Regions from separate parts of the Homo sapiens genome. Here region 1 is linked to region 2. The links are chromatin contacts, found by Hi-C in ENCODE. All regions are on one chromosome and are shown on one strand. Each heading gives the region's core, a stretch centred on a gene start or an enhancer-like site at or near the end of the contact. The rest is flanking DNA. Distances are from core to core; before and after follow the strand shown. Region 1 overlaps ZRANB1 (zinc finger RANBP2-type containing 1). Region 2 has its middle 130 kb from the start of OAT.

The links. A loop is a pair of places that touch in the nucleus more often than their neighbours do. Pooled maps may share reads with other maps.
Region 1: a pooled map shows a loop between it and region 2 (9-fold over the local background). The contact joins two enhancer-like sites. A Hi-C loop is called at or near these places in 2 of 37 single-sample maps with no recorded cell type and 2 of 50 pooled maps.

The regions. Positions count from the first base shown.
Region 1 is chr10:124,969,781-124,972,480 of GRCh38, forward strand. ZRANB1 (zinc finger RANBP2-type containing 1) reads left to right here. Exons shown (of 9, transcript NM_017580.3): 3 at 2,185-2,338. Among named protein-coding and RNA genes, the nearest start is that of ZRANB1, 29 kb to the left of the region's middle. RefSeq lists enhancers at 772-951, 1,042-1,141. Within about 2 kb of position 1,256, at least 7 of the 41 ENCODE cell types and tissues checked have a DNase peak (open chromatin) inside an H3K27ac peak, as active enhancers do.
Region 2 is chr10:124,284,207-124,287,070 of GRCh38, forward strand. No RefSeq gene overlaps it. Among named protein-coding and RNA genes, the nearest start is that of OAT, 130 kb to the right of the region's middle. Within about 2 kb of position 1,470, at least 4 of the 41 ENCODE cell types and tissues checked have a DNase peak (open chromatin) inside an H3K27ac peak, as active enhancers do.

The DNA of each region.
Region 1 (2,700 bases), core at 6-2,505, 690 kb after region 2:
CATGGACCATTCCCAAGATCATGGACCCTAAGTTAAGAACTCCCAGCCTACGGAGATGGTTGAGAACCATAAGGTTGAAGGAGGTGAGAAGGTGAGTGGCAGGCTTCAGGGGCACATCCTGCTTAAGGATGGTGGTGGAAGGGGTTGTTTGGGGGCTAAGTTTCTTTTAGAATGTTTGTGGTAGTCAGGGTCCAGTCCAGGTGGTTTTTGGAAAGGTCTTTCCAGGTTTTTGGAAAGGGCCTGAGAGCTAGCTGATGGGAATAAGCTATTTTTGAATTTACTTTGGGGGAGCCATTTTAACTATGTTACTTGAGAAATAGTCAATTATATTCTGAAAATATTTAATATTTGGTTTTCCATGTTTGAGTGTTGACTAATGGTTGGGCTCATGGAGTTAAGATATAGTGAGAATTTTCATGGTTAATGGTAATCTTGGCCAATAAAGTCTAGTTGAACTGAATTTCCACGTAGGAGTTTTTAAATTTTTTATTTTTTTCTTTTCTTTTGAGACAGACTTTCTCTCTGTTGCCCAGGGGAGTGATCATGGCTCACTGCAGCCTTGACCTCCCTGGCTCAAGTGATCCTCTCACCTTTCAGCCTCCCCAGTAGCTGGGACTACTGGTGCATGCCACTAATGCCTAGCTAATATTTTGGGGTTTTTTGTAGAGGCAGAGTTTCATTATGTTGCCCAGGCTGGTCTTGAATTCCTGAGCTCAAATGATCCTCCTGCCTTGGCCTCACACAGTGCTGGGATTACAGGTGTGAGCCACTGCACCAAGCTGCAGTTTCAGAATAGGGAGTCAGGTAACTGTGCTGGGTATGCAGGGTTTTTGAAATATTATTTCTTTAATAGCAATAGCAGTTAGTTGTCTGCATATATGATGTAGATAACATTATCATTAAACCTTACTCTTTGAGAAGAAGAAGAAGGGGCTGGAAGACCTGTTGCTTCACACCCCACTGTGGCTGGAAGGCTACCTTTGGGATAATCGTCCAGGTTGGTGACATCAGGGAACAGGCTCACTGTGGGTTCCCACGGTATTCTCTTTGGGGTTTTTTTTTTTTTTTTTTTTTTTTGGCAGAGTCTCTCTCTGTCACCCTGGCTGGAGTGCAGTGGCGCGTTCTCAGCTCATTTCAACTTCCTCCTCCCGGGTTCAAGTGATTCTCATGCCTCAGCCTTCCAAATAGCTGAGACTACAGCTAATTTTTGTAGTAGTATTTTTAGTAGAGACAGGGTTTCATCATGTTGGCCAGGCTGGTCTCAAACTGCTGAGCCGAAGCAATCCACCCGCCTCGGCCTCCCAGAGTTGGTGGGATCACAGGCGTGAGCCATTGTGCCTGGCCTTGAATTCTGTTTGTTACTCGCAGATGCTCAACTGTGATTTTAGAATTCTGTGTATGTATTTTTATTTAGCTCCACAAACTAGATATGACTGAAATGTGAGGTTAAATTAAATCTTTGCAACATTTGTTGCTATTTAGCATTTTAAAAAGAATAAAAAAATAACAAAAGAAAGTTCTAGCCTTCTTTGGTTTGTTGTTTTCTTGCTTAGAGGCCTGTGCAGTAGTGCTCCCATCTCACTCCTGTCAGGCTGAGCTTCAGAGGTTGGCAGTCTGTGTTTAAACTTGCAGATGCCAAATGCTTTTTTAAAAACTCAAGAGTGGTAACAAATGGAGAGGAAGAAAGGGCTTGAGGTCAGTGGGAACTAACCCTTTAAATACCGTGCTTTTTTTAAGTCCAAGTTAGGGTACTTGAAACTTGTGGTGTGGGAGAAGAGTATTTGCAGTTTCCCTTTATCAGCTGTGATTCTCTGCTTCTAAAGAATGTTTTTATTGTGTGCACGATGGTTAGTCTACTGAGGTTTTCTGTCCTCTCTCCTCTTCCTGTGATGTGTCTATGAACAACACCCTTTTCCATACATTTTTATGTGCATCTTTGAGTATTTCCTTGTGATAAATTCTTAAAGAGAATTACTGAATCAGAGGATAAAACATTTTTGTGACTGTTACTGAAAACTTATTCTGGTATATACTTTCATTGGTAAGGAAATAATACCAGTGTATTTTAAGATTAAAGAAAACCTTGAGTTATTGGGAAATTTTGCTGATTTCTTTTAAATACTGTTGTTTTCTGCTTCCACTTATGATACATGAGATGAGAGGAAGGTTTCTTTTGTATTTAAGGTGTCTCAACAAGCAGCAAAGTGTATTCCAGCAATGGTGTGTCCTGAACTGACAGAACAAATCCGGAGAGAGATAGCTGCCTCTCTTCATCAGAGAAAGGGGGATTTTGCTTGCTATTTTCTGACTGACCTTGTAACATTTACATTGCCAGCAGGTAACTCCAAAATCTAACGTAAAAAGACTTTTTTATTTTATTATAGTTACATTTGTGTATGTAGGTGAAAAATGTTTCTGTTAGAAAGCACATAACATAGCTACTGTATGTGCATCTTAAATTACTTGACTGTCTTATATATGCTGGAAGTGAGCATACAGAGGATTACTTGTTAGGAAATGCGTCTGCTATCTGAGAGGAAGACAGCAGTTGATAGTAACGGATTTCTTTGTGGACCTCAGATTATTTTTTAAAAATCTGTTGTACTCTTTTATTTTTCTCTTTGGTTTTATTTTAGAATATCCTTTAAAAAAATCTCCTTTGAAAAATTTTCCCTTTTCATGCTTGTGTGTTATTTGAAA
Region 2 (2,864 bases), core at 220-2,719:
GGGAGTGAGACTTTGTGAAAATTACACTGAAGTCATAGTAACGACAGGAGCAGCTCCCAAGTCTTGCACACTCATTATGTGCCCAAGGCAGTGCTAAGCATGTCACATGCTATCGCATTTAATCTCTGGGCCATGGATGCCGTGGCTCTCTCCATTGCACAGGTTAACAAACTGAGGCTCAAAAGGATAAGTACCTTGCCAAGGCCACCTAGCAGCCAATCAACAACAGAACCAGGATTTAAATCTGATCTGACTGTGTGTCCTGTGCTCCCAACCTCCCCGCCACCTGTCTCGCGAAAGATTGATGGAGTTAAGAGTCTTTGGGCTCAGACACAGATCTTCTAGAAGGCCCCTATGAAAACTGAAACAATGCATTTTCAAAACAATCAGGGAGATTTGATTATGGACTAGATATTAGTGATACCAAAGAAACACTTAGGCTGATAGTGATGCTGGCGTGTAAGGAGATATCCAGGGTTTTAGAAATGCTCATTGGATTCTGCGGCAATGAGACCTTGTGTCTGGGGCTTGCTATGAAATCATTCAGGAGACAGAGAAAGGAAATAGGGCAAAAATCTTACTAACTGTTGAATCTGGGTGGCGGCTCTATCTCTACTTTTGAGTGTATTGAAAATATTCATAATTATATCTTTTAAAACACACGCAAAACAAGACTAGCCATTTAGGAAATGCAAACCAAAACCACATGAGATACTACCTCACGCCCATCATTATAGCTACTATCAAAAACCAGAAAATAACAAGCGTTGGCAAGGATGTGGAGGAATTAGAACCCTTGTCCACTGCTGGTGGGAATGTAAAGCGGCGTGGCCACTATGGAAAACAGTACGGCAGTGCCTCCAAAAATTAAAAATAGAACTACCATATGATCCAGCAATTCCACTTCTAGGTACACACCCAAGAATTGAAAGCAGGGTCTAGAAGAGCTACTTGTCCACCCATGTTCATAGCAGCACTATTCACAATAGCCAAAAGGAGGGAGCAACCCACATGTTCGCCCGCAGATGAACAGATAAACAAAAGGTGGCATATCCAAACAATACAATATTATTCTGCCCTAAAAAGGAAGAAAGCACCAGGCACAGTGGCTCACGCCTGTAATCCCAGCACTGTGGGAGACTGAGGTGGGCAGATCACCTGAGGTTGGGAGCTTGAGACCAGCCTGACCAACATGGAGAAACCCCGTCTCTACTAAAAATATAAAATTAGCTGGGCATAGTAGCACATGCCTGTAATCCCAGCTACTCGGGAGGCTGAGGTAGGAGAATCGCTTGAACCCAGGAGACAGAGGTTGTGGTGAGCCAAGATCGTGCCATTGCACTCCAGCCTGGGCAACAAGAGCGAAACTCCGTCTCAAGAAAAAAAAAAAAAGAAAAAAAAGGAAGAAAGCTCTGACACATGCTACAACACGGATGAACCTTGAAGACACTCTACTGAGTGAAATAAGACAACCACAAAAAGACAAATACTCTATAGTTTCACATATATGAGCTCTCTAGGGTAGTCAAATTCATAGAGACAGAAAGTAAAATGATGGCTGTCAGGGCTGGGAGGAGGTGGGAAGGGGAAATTGTTGTTTCACAGTTATAAAATTTCAGTTTTGCAAGATGAAAAAGTTCTGGAAATTGGTTGCATAATGATGTGAATGTACTTAGCACTACTGAACGGTACACTTAAAAACGGTTACGGTGATACATTTTTTTGTTATGCATATTTTACCACAGTTTTTAAAGGAAAACACACACACACAAGCGAGCCGTGCAGCAGAGCCGGAAGCGCCCATATGAAGGCTCTCCAAAGGCTATTTTCAGTTGAAAGAAGCAAACAGAGCCACATGGTTTTGCCGAGGCACGGCAAAAATACTCAGGGAACTGCGAGCTGTGGTTATCTCTGGGGAATAAGACTGGGGTGGCCAGGAGGTGAGAAACTTGTATTTTCTATTTTTACATCCTTTTATGCTGTTTGAACTTTTCAAAACAGAAAACTATGTCTATGCACTACTTTGGTGCTAAAAACGAGTTTTCATTTTTTTAATGCAACTGCTGTCGCTGGGACAGAAAGTCATCGCCAACCCCAACAGGTTAGCAGTGACTGCGGGGGTGGCTGTGCCCTGGCCCCTGCCCTGCAGGAAGGGAACGGTAGCTCTGTTTTCACTGGGAGCTTTAGAGGTGGGCATGGGAGGGATGAGGGGACCGGGTCTGAATGAGAAACCGCTCGAGGCCTCGCAGGAGCCTGGAACTGCATGCGAAAGGAAAGGGCTCTGCTCAGGGACAGGAGCATGAACAGAGAGGGAGGAGGAGCCCCTGGGGTGGCCCCTCACAGATTTGAGCATCAAATCTGCAAAACCGAGGCACAGAGAGATGGAATAACTTGCCAAATGTCACACAGGTAGTAAGTAGCAGAGTTGGCCATGGTTCTGAGATCTTCCCTAACCACCATGCTATGGGGCCTCTCAGTGGAGACTGAATGACTGGACAGAAGAGATAGAAACCCAAACCAGCAGCCTCAAACATAAAAGAAAATACATTGTTTCATGAAGCTGAAAAGTCCATGATCCTACTTCAGGCTCAGCTGGATCCAGGTGTTCCAGTGATGGGTAGAGCTCACCTCCCTCCACCTCACTCTGCTTTCCCCCTAGGTCAGCTCTATTCTCGAGAAGACATCCTCCAGCAGGTGGAAAACATGCTCCCCAGCATTCTAGCTTCTACCAGCCTGGCAGCCCCCACAAAGCAACAGCAACTCTTTCCAGCAAAACTTCCAAGGCTGGGTCTCACTGGTTGGGCTGGGCCACATCCCTATTCCTGAACCAATCTGTATGATTTGAGGGAGGTAGAGGAGATGGA